Regions from separate parts of the Homo sapiens genome. Here region 1 is linked to region 2. A link is a contact called in ENCODE Hi-C data. All regions are on one chromosome and are shown on one strand. Each heading gives the region's core, a stretch centred on a gene start or an enhancer-like site at or near the end of the contact. The rest is flanking DNA. Distances are from core to core; before and after follow the strand shown.

The links. Hi-C counts contacts between places; a loop is a spot of excess contacts on that map.
Region 1: a map of posterior vena cava shows a loop between it and region 2 (3-fold over the local background). The contact joins the promoter of ASTN2-AS1 here to the promoter of LINC00474 in region 2. A Hi-C loop is called at or near these places in 1 of 168 maps with a recorded cell type or tissue (posterior vena cava).

What each region holds. Positions count from the first base shown.
Region 1 is chr9:116,500,698-116,508,025 of GRCh38, reverse strand. ASTN2-AS1 (ASTN2 antisense RNA 1) reads right to left here and starts at 3,743. Exons shown (of 12, transcript NR_033973.1): 1 at 3,682-3,743. The region is part of intron 19 of ASTN2 (astrotactin 2); the gene reads left to right. RefSeq lists an enhancer at 2,374-2,543.
Region 2 is chr9:115,920,479-115,927,955 of GRCh38, reverse strand. It overlaps LINC00474 (long intergenic non-protein coding RNA 474), which reads left to right and starts at 2,749. Exons shown (of 3, transcript NR_024032.2): 1 at 2,749-2,933.

The DNA of each region.
Region 1 (7,328 bases), core at 2,494-4,993, 580 kb before region 2:
CCCCAGCTACTCAGGAGGCTGAGGCAGGAGAACCGCCTGAACCCAGGAGGTGGAGGTTGCGGTGAGCCAAGATGACACCATTGTACTCCAGCCTGGGCGACAAGAGCGAAACTCCGTCTCAAGAAAAAATAAATAAATAAATAAAAGAAGAAGAAGAAAGTTGTGAAACTTGCCCAAGTACGTAAGCTAATGAGGTCCCTGTAAACTAAAGTAGAAAGAGAAGTGGTGGGATTGGATGTGAACATGAAATGGGGACCTGAGGATCGAGTTTGCAGAAGGACAGAAAGAACACATCAGACAGGGAGGCAAGTGGAGATGACAGTACCAATGTGGGAAGGTGCCAAGAACAATAAGAGAGGAGTGAATCTGGACTGGGAATCCATTCATTCACTAATTCCAAAATATTCTGAATACCCACGAGGCACCAGCATTGGTGCTAGACTGTGGGAATATTGTGGTCCAGAGGGAGGATGGGAGGCATACTTCTAGGAACTCATGCCCTTCAAACAAACAGGCTGCCCACCAACTGGACAATAATGATGGAGTGTTGACTGCCATTAACACAGACATTCACTTTCTAGTTCAGTAGAAAGTCTGGTTTGATTCTAATTGGACTCTGTTTTTCTCCTCCTGTGTGTCTTCAGACAAGTCACTTTCCCTTCTGTGCCTGTTTCTCCATCTGGAAAACAGGAGATTCACTTAATTGGTCTTTAAAGTCCTCAGCTCTGACTCTGAGGATGTCAGGTGACAATATTTCAACTCTGCATTTCAGGGAGACAAACTATGGAGAGCTTGGATATCTCTGGGTCCTAATCTCAAAACTGTTGCTCACTATTGGTGTAAGTTTGGAGACGCTCACTGATGTTGCGTCTCCATTTCTTCATCTTCAAAATGAGCATCACAATGCCAGCTTCACAGTATCTCTGTGAATGTTAAAGCGATTATGTATGTAGAGCACCAAGCACAGTGCCTGACTTATAGCAAGGAACCCAACACTTGGCCCATGCTGTGACACATGCCTTTTTCTATGCCATCTTCCTTAAACCAATCCCCAGAGTTTTTCTAGGCCTCAGAATTCTTTAAATAGATGAGTGAACTGAGGTCCAGAGAGGGCAGGTGAGTCACAAAGTAAAAAAGCAAGTCAGAGCACAGCCCACGTCCAAGCCCAGGTTCCTTTCCCCTCCAGGGAGCTGAAGAGTCAGTAAGTCGCTCCCTCCCCTGCAGGACTTGTCTATCCCCAGTTGGCAAATGGAAACCTCTGGGCGGTGAAGTAAGTCATCACTTTATAGAGCGGAAATTACTCTGAAAGGGTAATTGGACTTCTCCTGCCTGACTTTTTGGGGGGTTGGAGATGGCTACAGCAATCCCCTTCCTGCCCTCCTCCCACATTCTCTCTATTTATCAATCCCTTCCTCCTTTTGGCTGCTAGTGGCTGGTCTGCCTGCTCCCAGATGAGGGCCAGAGCTCTAGTTTGTTCATGGGACTCTAGCAAGGCCTATGTCTGGGTGGAGAACATGTGAAGTCACTCCTTCTTACTCCTCCATCTCTGGGGCTTCCCGCCTAAGAGGTAAAATCCCAAATAACACCCATTTCCCAGGGCATGCTTGGAGGTGAAGGGGAGCAATAATAGGAAATACAAGTTGGTGAAATACAAAGAGCTTTGGATTTGAGTCTGGCAGCTCAGTTTGCTAGTCCCACTCCTGTTATCCACCAGCTGAAGGACTTTAGAAAATTTTCTTCACCTCCTTGGGCCTCAGTTTATTCACATGTAAAGTGTGCATCAGAATGCCAGCCTTGCCAGCCTCTCAGAGTTTCATGAACAACTATGAGTTAAGTCATTCAGTAACCACTTATTGAACACCTACTACATACCGAACACTATTCCAGAAGCTGAGGAGAAGGCACTGAACAAGCTCCTATCATGGAGCTTATGTTCCCGGTACAGAGGGTTGGGAGGCAATGATGGTAAAGTAATAGATGTGCAATACAGAGTCAAAGTGTACTATGTGTTTGAAAGAAAAATAGGGTATGAGGATAGAGGTTGGGGGCATACCATTTAGTTACAGTGATCAGGACAAACCTCTTTGAGGGTGTGATGTTTGAGCAGAGACCGGAAAGTGGGAGGAAGTGAACCATGTGGCTAGCTGAATGTAGACTGCTCCAGACTGAGGATGTAGCAATAGCAAAGCCCCTGGAGCATCCTCAGGAGCACCAAGGAGGGCACAGTCATTGAAGTGTAGTCAGCAAAGGGAGAGGGAAGGCGCTCTAGCTGGAGCAGTAGTGAGGCTTTGGATTGCCTAGGAGTTGATGGATATGAAAATACCAGGTACACTGTAAAGTTCTAGTGCAACATGAGTGCCCCCGACCCATCGCCACTTCTTGTTTTGGAATACATTTTATACATTAAGGAGAAGCACTGGGTCAGATATTTTACACATTGAATCCTTGAAACATTCTATTAAAATGGTAATACTTCTTATTCCTGTCTTACACAAGAGGATGCTAAAGGTAGGAAGCCCAGTTTTATTGGAATCCAAAGGTGGTTCTTTGCATATTGTGGCAGACTTCTGGTTTTGGTTTGGTTTTGCCTTGCTTTTCTTAAAAAATAAATTCTAATGACTACTCAGATCCATTTGCATTGATTGGGTATCCAGTAAGGGAGAGGTGGAAACAGGGAGGCGAGCTGGGCACCAGGGAAAAGCTGAGCGGGAACCAACATTGTTTCCACAGAGCAGAGACTCCCTGGATTCATGATCTAGATGGTTCCATTCATCAGTAGCCTCAAAGCGATTAAAGGAATGAGTAGACTATCAGATACTAAAAGCACACGAGATGAGAAGTCAGAGATATTGATGCCCCATATGCAAAGTAGGGTTCTCTGATGTGCTAGCATAGTTAGTAATTATTGAGAATGTAAAGCATTTCAGTCACTTTTAGAGGATGTGAAAGTGTGTCTGACCTTTACTCTTCCCTCATAATAGTCAAATCTCAGTTGCGCAATTTAACCAAGTGACCTTAGGCAAGTTAGTGGATCTCTCTGAATCTTGATATACTCATTTGTAAATTTGGGGAAATAAGCTAACTTGTGTTTTTTGTTGTTGTTGTTTTGGGTTTTTTTTTTTTTTTTTTTGAGACAGGATTTCACTTGGTCATCCAGGCTAGAGGGCAGTGGTACTATCTTGGCTCACTGCAGCCTTGACTTCCCAGGCTCAAGTGATCCTCCCACCTCAGCTTCCTGAGTAGCTGGAGCTACAGATGCACGATACAACACCCAGTTAATTTTTGTACTTTTGTAGAGATGAGGTCTTACTATGTCGCCCAGGCTGGCATATTGTTATTAAGCTGAAATGAGATGCAGTACATGAAATACTAGGCATAGTATCTAACATTGTGAATGCTTAAGTTATATCAATTGTCACTGTTATTCTGAATAATATTATTATTACTTGAGAGTGTAAGATAGAAATACAAGCAGTAGTTAGCAATATGAAACACTCTCACAGGGTTACTGTAAGTATCAGAAAAGATTAAGAGCTTAATAAACACTAGTTATTATTATTATCTCAATGTCCTTTAAGTAAAATGGGTTTTCTTCTTAGACCTCAGAAAGTAGGTGCTGTCTCTCCCATCTTACCTTCCCTTCTTTCTTTCTTTCTCCCTTACCGTCCTCTTTGCCCTCACCTTGGTTGGGCCCCCATCCTGGCGATGTCAGATGCAGTCGCACAGGTTTTGCTGCTCACAATGCTACCACATTCCAAAGCTCACCATTCCAATTGTAGACATCATAAACATGTATTAATCATTGATCAAGTGTCTTGTTCTAACAAATCAGAATATTGGAACAAGGGAGGGAAGTATCTTAAGAAAGAGATGATTTTTATTTTTCTATTGTTTTTCCAATTTGCACAGAGGCACCCTATAGGCTAGCAGTAATAGTCTGAGCTTTAGTTTTCCTGTCTGTACAATGAAGCCCTGAAACAGATGATGCCTCAGGATCCCCATGGTTTTGGGTCCTTGCAGGTCCAGAAGTGGGCACTGCACTACCCAAGTTCATGAAGTCAGCTTTGGGACTATGGAGAGCAGAACTGTGATATGGACTGTGATGCCTTAGAGACCTGTGGGTTCTTGGTCTCTCTACCTTAACCACAGGTACCTGTAAACTGGGGATGATAATCCTAAACTGCCTACCTCACAGGATTATCGTGAGGATTAAATGAGGAAAGAGCGTGCTTTGTAAGCCCTAATGAGCTGCACAAATTGGAAAGATTACTTACACCACACGAACACACTCATATATATATTAAGTATGTATGTGTGTTTATATTTTACATTGCAGTATGTATGTGTGCATGTGTGTATATATAGTATATGTGTGTGTATATATTATGTAAAGCTGTGAACTCATAGGGTTAGGTATGAATTAGAAGCTTGTAAAACATGTTTACTCATTCAGTGTAACCCAAGGCAGTTATTAAACAGTAGGAAAAACTGACCAGCTAAATTTTCCAAGCCTAAAAACGCTTTTATAGTTTTCATTGTGGATTGAAGGGTGACCTTGTTTCCTTTTCTTTATTTCAAGGAAAATTTTAACATAAATGAGGAAGCAAGGGAGTCATTTTAATAGAGTGAAAACCTCTATATGTGGGTGGGAGGGATAGATGAGGGGAGCTGAATGGAAATGCCAGTCACCCTCTCACTCTCCCCCCCTCCTCCTCCCAGATCATCTGCCCCGAGTAGCGGTGAGACCAGAAGTAAAGCTTCCCTGGTCACTCAAGGGCATCCATCTCCAGAAGATGCCCTTCTAGCTGGTCCTGCCGTGCCCTTCCTTCCTTCCTTCCTCCCTCCTTCTTCCTTCTTCCTTCCTTTCTCCTTTCTTCTTTCCTTACTTCCTTCCCTTCTTTCCTTTCTCCTTCCTTTTTTCTTTTCTTCCATCTTCCTTCCCTTCCTCCCTCCTTCCTTCCTTCCTTTCTTCCTTCCCTTCTTCTTTCCTTCCTCCTTTTTTCTTTCCTTTCATCTTCCTTCCTTCCCTCTCTCCCTCCCTCTCTCCTTCCTTCCCTTCTTTTCTTCCTCCTTCCTTTTTTTCTTTCCTTCCATCTTTCTTCCCTCCCTCCCTCCTTTCCTCCTTCCTTCCCTTCTTCTTTCCTTCCTCTCTTTTTTCTTTCCTTTCATCTTCCTTCCTTCCCTCTCTCCCTCCCTCCTTCATTCTCTTCTTCTTTTCTACCTCCTTCCTTTTTTCTTTCCTTCCATCTTCCTTCCTTCCTTCTCTCCTTCCTTCCCTCATTCATTCATTCATTCCTTCCTTCCTTCCTTCCTTCCTTCCTTCCTTCCTTCCTTCCTTCCTTCTTTCCTTTCTTCCTTCTGTTTTTCTTGTTTGCCTTGGTCTTGGTCTTTCTGACCCCGATTTTCTCTGTTTCTCTCTCTCTCTCCTCACCAACTCCTGTCTATGTCTCTCTATTTCTATCTGTCTTTCTAGGTCTCTGACCTTCTATCCACTTCTCTCTGATTGTCTTTTTTCTGCATTTTTATTTCTGGTTCTCTGTCTTTGGCCCTATGTGTTCTTATCTATGTCTCTCTCTTTCTCTCTCCATTTCTCCTCTGTCTCTCACTGTGGCTCTCAGTTTCTGCTTCAGTCTTTCTGAGTATTTTCTGGCTGTAGTTCTCTCTTGGTCTCTTTCTCTATTTCTCTCTCTCTCTCCTCTCTCTGTGTGTGAGTGTGTGTCTTTGTGTCTGTGTGTTGTGTGTCTCCTCTCTGTGTTTGTTTTTTGTGTGTGTCTCTCTCTGTCTCTCTCTGTGTGTCTCTATGTCTCTCTGCCTCTCTGTCCCTGTCTCTCTGTCTCTCTCTCTCACATACATGCATGCATACACATACACACACACACACACATTTGGAAATCTACCTCTCTCTGCCACCTCCCAGGTCCCACCTCCTTCTCAATGATTCACCTCAGCCTGGTTAAATGGTGTTGCTTGCATGACCAGAAAACCTGACTCATCTTTGCTTGGGCCTTCTCCCCACCCTTCTGGAGGCTTGTTGCCTCCAGGGATGGAGTGGGGAGGGGGATATGCTTTTTGTGTGTGTGTGCAAGTGCGAGTATGGAGGAGAACTGAGTTTGGGGAATGGGATGGGCTCAGGACCTCATTCAATCCCACTGGTGCTGTTTTTTTTTTTTATTATTATACTTTAAGTTTTAGGGTACGCGTGCACAATGTGCAGGTTAGTTACATATGGATACATGTGACGTGCTGGTGCGCTGCACCCACTAACTCATCATCTAGCATTAGGTATATCTCCCAGTGCTATCCCTCCCCCCTGCCCCCACCCCACAACAGTCCCCAGAGTGTGATGTTCCCCTTCCTGTGTCCATGTGTTCTCATTGTTCAATTCCCACCTATGACAACAGGTGCTGGAGAGGATGTGGAGAAATAGGAACACTTTTACACTGTTGGTGGGACTGTAAACTAGTTCAACCATTCTGGAAGTCAGTGTGGCGATTCCTCAGGGATCTAGAACTAGAAATACCATTTGACCCAGCCATCCCATTACTGGGTATATACCCAAAGGACTATAAATCATGCTGCTATAAAGACACATGCACACGTATGTTTATTGCGGCACTATTCACCATAGCAAAGACTTGGAACCAACCCAAATGTCCAACAATGATAGACTGGATTAAGAAAATGTGGCACATATACACCATGGAATACTATGCAGGCATAAAAAAGGATGAGTTCATGTCCTTTGTAGGGACATGGATGAAATTGGAAATCATCATTCTCAGTAAACTATCGCAAGAACAAAAAACCAAACACCCCACTGGTGCTTTTGGGTTCCCAGAGATTGCCTTTGGGGAGTCCTGGTCAGACTTGGGTTTGGAGCTTGGGTTCTTCTCCCACCCTAGGGGAGAAGAAGAAAGACAAATAGTCTCCCTTATCTACTGAAGATATCCCAGCTATTAGTTAATGGCAGGCTTTGAGGTGTATATTTAGAAAAGGGAGGGAAGTTTGGGCATTCAGCTGTTTTTAATCTTGGGACACATAGTTTGTGCAGTTCTGGTTTGGGAGGATCAAAAAGTGCTAAATACATGAGGATAATTCACTTTCCCTAGTTTGTTGAGTTTTTCCTTTCTGCTTACACCACACAAAGTGTTTCATGAATTGGTATTTTTTAAAATAACAGTGATAATAGCAAAGCTGCTGTTTATTATTTACCATACGCAAGGCAATGTGCTAGGTGCTTCCCATACACTATCTAAATTAATTCTTATTTGAGTTCATTGATTCCCTAGAGATAGATATTTTCACATTCATTTTACAGATGTGGAAAA
Region 2 (7,477 bases), core at 1,500-3,999:
CGTTTCCCCAGGTCATGTGAGCTAGAAAATCTATCTTTATGTCCTCCTTCCTTCCCAGTCATAGCCAACTAGTCATCCAGACCCGGTAATTCATAAACCAGTGATTCTCAAACTTAGCTACACATTAGAATTACCTGTGGGGCCTTACAAGCTATTGATACTCTGCTCCATGCCCAAAATTTCTGATATAATTGGTTTGGGCTGTGTGCGAGGTCCCAGAGTTGTTTAAAGCTCCCTGGGTCATTCAATGGACATCCAAATTTGAGAATAACTGATTAATTCTCTAAGCATGGATATCTGAGTCATCATTCTCACTTCTTCCGACTTAGCACTTCTATTAGTCCGTTTTCACACTGCTATAAAGAACTGCTGAGACTGGGTCATTTATAAAGGAAAGAGGTTTAATTGACTCACAGTTCTGCATGGCTGAGAAGGCCTCAGGAAACTTACAGTCAGCGGAAGGCAAAGGGAAAGCAAGGCACCTTCCTCAAAAGGTGGCAGGAAGGAGAATGAATGCAGGAAGAACTATCAAACACTTATAAAACCATCAGATCTCATGATAACTCACTCATTATCATGAAAACAGCATGGGGGAAACTGCCCCCGTAATTCAATTACCTCCACCTGGTCTCTCCCTTGACATGTGGGGATTATGGGGACTACAATTAAAGATGAGATTTGAGTGGGGACACAAAGCCTAATCATATCAACTGTTTTCACCATTTTCTCCCAGATGTCACAAGGCCCCTAACCCAGCATCCTGTCTCCCTTTTTATCCCTTGCCATCCATCTTCCCTGATGGCTGTCAGAGTGACCTCAATGAAGCACAGATCTGACCAACCCACAACCTAGATTAAACGTGGCAATGGCTTCCTACCACCCTTAAGGCATCTTCATCTCCTTGTTTTTACCTGCTAAGCTCTTTTCCTTGAGTAGATCTCATACTCTTGCTACAGCCTCTGCCTGAAGACCACTTTCTGCATTTAGCAATGGTTTAATCCATTCTGTAGGCTTATGTTTAGATGCCATCTGTCTTTGAGATATTCTTTGTATAACTACATCCCTAAGGAAATCAATTGCTCCCTCCTCTGTGCTCTTAAAGCACAAAGCTGTTAAAATACTGATAATTTTACGCTAACTAGGCTGCGCTAGATTGTAAGCTCACTGTGAGCAGGCAATGTTTCATTCATTTTTCCGTCCTATGGGTACAGCACACAGTATAATAAATTGCTATAAGGAACTAATAATAACAGTTATTGAATAAACAAAGAAATATATTAATAAACACTTAATTGTTCTTTTCAAATGTAACTGTCTGATTTTTTTTCTCTCTTTAATTCAAGTAGGATAGTTTCATATCTAAAAGAGATTTCTAAAATGGTACCCCATGGTTGGCAACCAGAGAGATAAAGGTCTGGCTCCTGGCCTCTTATATAAATTGTTGCACTGATTTTGAGAAAGTGAGTTAGCCTTTTGACACAACAGTTTTCTAATCTGTAAAATGGACACAATAATTTTATGAACTTATTTCACAGAGTCATTAAGAGGGTTTAATGAGATAATAGCTCTAAGACACTTAGCATAGTATCTGGCACGCAGTAAGTACTCAAAAATTATTTTTATTTTCTTCTCCACAAAGCCCTCCTTGCTTATGCCAAGCCTCAGTGATGCCTCTCTTTTTCTTTCTTGTGTGGATTTATTTACTTAATCAATATTAATTGAAGGTCCCATACTCATGACATATGCTTCTCTAAAGTGCTGTGAGATATATGTCTCACAATTATTCGCTGTCAATTAATATTTATTATTTATGTATTATTAGATTAGTTACATATATATCAGTGGAGAGGACCAGTGTTGCCCGTAGGAGCTTACTTTCTAGTATGGGAAATGAGATAAAATATACAAAATAAATAAGATATATAGAATACATGATGGAGGTAAGTGCTATGGAGAAAAAGAAAACACGAGAGGGAAACAGAAAATAAACGTTGGGATAGGATTTTAATTTTAAGAAAAGGGGTCAGGTACGTCTTTGCTGAGAAAGTCTCATCTGAGTGAAGACCTGAAGGAGATGTGGAAATCAGCCGTGTAGGTTTCTGGGGGACAGAATTTCAGACAGAGGGGACAGCAGGCAGGCTAGTGTGGCCAGAGCAGAGTGGCAGGGATGGGGGTGGGGTATAAGTGGTGAGTTCAGGGAGGGAACAGGGAGTATGGTCCTGTCAGTTGTTTTAAGGTCTTTGGATTTTACTCTGAATAAAACGAGAGGCCTTTGGAGAGCTGTCAGTTCCGGAACCACAAGTCTAACAGGTTTATTAGGATCACACTGGTGACTGAGTTAAGACCAGGCTGTATGGGGCAAATACAAAGGAAGAGCCTCCAAGAAGTAATCTGGGTGAGAGAAGACTGAGAGTTGCAGCAGGCTGGTCACAGGGCAGATGATGAGAAATTGCTGGATCCAGGATGTATTTGGGAGGTAACACAAACCAGTTTGCCATCAGATTGGGTGTGGGGTGTAATCAAAAGAGGCTTTTTGTTCCGAGCAACGGGAAAGATGAAGTTGCCATGAACTGAAATTGGGGAGTCCATCAGAGGAGTAGGTTTAATGGAGAAAAATGGGGACTTCAATTTTGAAAATGATAAGTTTGAGACACCCAAGGAGAGATAGCAAGTATGCTGTTGTATATATCAAGCTGAAGTTTAAAGAAGTGGTACAGAATAGAGGAAATTTGAGCTATTGGTATGCAGGTGGGATATGAAGCATGAGACGGAATGAGGTCACCAAGAGAGTGAATGTATATAAAGCAAAGAGGGTGTCCAAGGGCTGAGTTCTGAGATACTTCAATAGCAGAAGATGATGCTGAGAAGCAGAAGCCAGCTAAAGAGACTGAGAAAGTGCTGGTGGTGAAGCACCAGGAAAATCAACAGATCATGTAAGATGTCTCAGATGCCAAGTGAAGAAAGCATTTTAAGGACAAGGAGGCAGTCAACTGTATTATATGTTGCTAATCAGCAAACCAAGATGAGAATTGATGTTTGACTTTTGTGTTTAGCAATGTGGGTGTCAATCATTATAATAATTAGGTTTATATATAATAACCTTGATAACAACAATTTTGGTGGAGAGTGAAGGTGAAACTGTGATTTAAGAGTGATGAAGAGAAAATGAGTAGAAAGCTTATTCATCAGCTATGGGTTTTATACAAGTTACAGAACCTCAAATCCTCCCTCCCTCTGTTCCTCCCTCCCTCTGTTCCTCCCTCCTTCCATTTCTCCCTCTCCCACTCCCTTCCCTTCCCTTCCCTTCCTTTACCTTCCCTTCCCTTCCATCCCCTTCCCTTCCATCCCCTTCCTTCTTTCCTCCTTTCCCCAATCTGTAAAGCAGAATGATAGTATCTTTTTTATGTATGTAAATCATGACAATATATGATATGTCATCAATAAAAGTAGCCTCTTCCTGCTCTTTTAGGATCCTATGTCTTGTGTTCTCAGTGGCTGTGATAGTATTTGCACGAGTAGGTGTCCATTAAATGTCCATGGATGGAGACGAATTAGGTCCTTAATTCTGCTTCTGACCCAGGTGTCTGGTTATTTGTTTGGTGCAAACAACAAAGAGTTCCTGTTAAAGGTGATAGCTGAATGTTGGAGGCCACTACCAGCTTTTCAGGAAAGAAGCCTTTTGGCTCAGAATTTCATGGAGCTTCTGACTGTAAATAAAAATTGCATTGACTTCTGCTTGGAAGTGGGGATGGGAGGTCTGAGAGTAAGTGCACTCTGTCCAGGGCAGCCTCCTGCGGAAATGATTTCCAGAGCAGAATGCCAAAGTGCTTTCGTAAATGACTCTGGCTCACCCCTTTCTCTATCTTCTGCCCTGTGTATACAACATTTATAAAAATAAACAGTTGCTGGAGGCATTTGGGAGGAAGCCAAGGTGAAGCACCCAGCAAAAGAAACAGATACACCAGACAACTCAGAACTCCCAAGAACAGTATAAGTTTTCAGAGGAGGAAACAGAGGGACTAGCGGATGTTTGGGAGGATGGTGATAGGAGAGGAATGTATGAGTTTTAGAGTTTCCATTCTTTCCACTCTTGGCTTCTCTTTTCATGCACCATAATGTTATAAGTGAATGAGAGTGAATGAACTTCTCCACTGGACTGCATGATCCTTGAGGGAAGGGACCCTCAAATGAGTACTCATTTTTGGATTTGGGTTATTGATCCAAATATGATACATTTATCAAATACCTACTTCATGACAGGAACTCTGCTCCTACAACCACATTCATCATGCATTAGATGCTCCATAGTTAAATGAACATTCCTTCACCCTTAAGAGTTAGTACTGCATTTGCTCTACTGGGCGCAGTGAACATGTCATATCCTCATAAAAGCCAGATCTAAACTCCCACCATAGGCAGAATAAGGCTTTTCCTCCTGTAAACTTCATGGCTTTTCAGATTTCCCTCACTGAAAGATCTGTAATAGAAGCTCACTGAGTGTGAGGCTTGGCTTTGCTTACCTGTACACCCCACTGCCTAGAACAGTGCCAGGCATATAGTAGTTGCTATGGTCTGAATGTTTGTGACTCCCCCAAACTGCAAAATTCATGTTAGAATCCAACATGATACAATAGCATTAGGAGGTGAGGCCTTTTGGGAAGTTATTAAGTCCTTAGGGCTCTGCCCTCATGAATGGGATTAGTGCCCTTATAAAAAAGGTTCAAGAAAGGTATCTTGCCCCTTCCACCATGTGAGGATACAGAAAGTGCCATCTAAGAGGAACAGGCCCTCATCAGACACTGAATCTGCTAGTGCCTTGACCTTGGACTTCCCAGCCTCCATAAATATAAGCAGCAAAATCTGTTGATTATTAATTATCCAGTTTAAGCTATTAATATTTTGTCATAGCAGCCTGAAAAGATGAAGTCTGTAGGTATCCCATTAATATGAACAAATGATTAGTACCCAATTCCTCATTATTTTAAAGTCAAATATTTTGAGTCTGTCTCTATTAACTAGGCTGTGAACACTTTGATGGGAGAGGTGGTGCTATTTTCTTCCTAATTTTTCCATTTCATGGCATACAGAAGTGACTTAGTAAATGGTAATGGGATAAATGTATAACCAAACCTTCATTGTTTTTTATGAGTTTCTTTTAAATTATTCTTTGCTCTATAAAATCTAACATGTAATTTTATTACATAAAATGTGTATTACAAAAGAGATACAGTTAAAGGCTCTTGCTGAGATAAGGGTACTACAGGGAGTGGTGGAAGGATGTGGTATGTGTGGTATGACCCAGACTGATGCCACCAACGAGAACGTCAGAGGACGGGACATGAAAGCTAAAGAATGAATTTCAGTACATTGTGTAGTCAAGTGATAAGTAGTCCTGAATTTGGCAAGGGGTGAAGAAAGAGGTGAGAATAGGGAGATGTTTATTTGGACAAAGAAAACAGCATTTTTTATAGCATTTAAGTGATAAAGTGAAAGGAAAATAATAGAAGTTCAGGAAAATGATAGTAGTTCAAAATGGCCAAAAGGTAGATTGCAGGTGGGCAGGGGCATCCAGTGGAGAGAAGGCACAGAAGTGAGGAAGTCAGGGACCATGTCAAACAAAGCCCTGTTATTCATGAGCAGGTTAGCCTTTGCCCGCTTTCTTTCCTCAATGCTGAATCACCTATTTTCTGCCCTGATCTTCATAAACACACAGGGGCATTAGTTAGATAGGTAATCTACTAGAAAGACTAATGAGCTGATATCAAGAGAAACTAAGTCAGTTGAAAATATCTGGAAATATCCGGTTGGTAGAACTGGACCTAAATTCAAAATCTCCACACTTTGTTGTTGTTGTTGTTTTTTTTTTTTTTTTTTTTTTTTTAAGACGGAATTTTACTCTTGTTGCCCAGGCTGGAGTGCAATGGCGTGGTCTTGGCTCACTGGAACCTCCATCTCCCGGGTTCAAGCGATTCTCCTGCCTCAGCTTCCCAAGTAGCTGGGAATACAGGTGCTTGCCACCAGGCTTGGCTAATTTTTTGTGTTTAGTAGAGACGGGGTTTCACCATTGTGGTCAGGCTGGTCTTGAACTCCTGACCTCAGGTGGTCCACCCACCTCGGCCTCCTAAAGTGCTGGGATTACAGGCATGAGCCACCATGCCTGGCCAATCTCCACACTCTTAAATCCAAATGGCAGCAGTAGGAATGGAAACTAGATAACATCTTTTATGCCAATTCTAATTAACTGGTAGTGGATGTCTGTAGTCTGTTTTCAGTCTGTGATCCAACTGTGCTCTAAAGAAATGAGAACTCAGATTGATTCACCGTGATGCCTCGGGAGGGCGAGGGGGAAGAGCAGGTAGCCCCACCTGTCATGCATCCCGCATGCCCTGCAACAGCATTGTGCAATTCTTAGTTACACCACGCAGACCTCTATTTCTCGGTGAATTCTTTCTAAATGATTATGGTTCTTCATTTATCCCCTTTTTTTGTTGGAACACTTCTTCACTATGACGCATACCAGAGATTTTCCTAGAAATCCAGAAAACTGCTAGTGTGGGCCAGTCAGGCTAGTGATTACGAAATTCTCCAAATTCAAAAATGGTTCATTTGAATCAGCCAAACCAAAGAAAACTCTTACCACCAATTCCCTGCCACAGATTTTTCAAGCTAAAGTGAATTAGGGTTATCCAATTACACATATATTAACAGTGATTACTACCTTAAGATGACTGCATTTCATTGCCATAGGAAGCATTTTAGTTATTCAAGACTTAGATATTGAAAAATGTATGCAAGCTAAGGTGTCAACCCTCCCATAGTATGATGTTGGTGATATTGGTATTTTCTGTAGGTACTCACCATATATTTTCCTGCCATCATGATAGCACATTTCACTTAGCAGCTATTTTGTAAATATTTATTAAATGCATAAAGGAATGAATTAATTGATGCAACAAATAGGTCAAATAGGTAAATGAGTGAAGGCAGAAATTAATTATTCTTACCTAACGCTAATGAAACTTTTTGAGGAGAAGAACCATGTATTTTTACCTTTGTGCTGCCTTGGAGGCTAGCATGTTATCTAATATGTAATGGTTTTTTATAAAACAGATATAGATTTATTGGAATATTATCACTCCTAGTAGATTAAATGTCTTTAAATACTTTGGACTATAGTCTATGGTTATGGACTACATTCCACATGCTTTTTCAAATTCTTCACAGATTCATTTATTAAATAGGGAATCCTTTTCCCCATTGTTTGTTTTTCTCAGGTTTGTCAAAGATCAGATAGCTGTAGATATGCGGCATTATTTCTGAGGGCTCTGTTCTATTCCATTGATCTATATCTCTGTTTTGGTACCAGTACCATGCTGTTTTGGTTACTGTAGCCTTGTAGTATAGTTTGAAGTCAGGTAGCATGAGGCCTCCAGCTTTGTTCTTTTGGCTTAGGATTGACTTGGCGATGCAGGCTCTT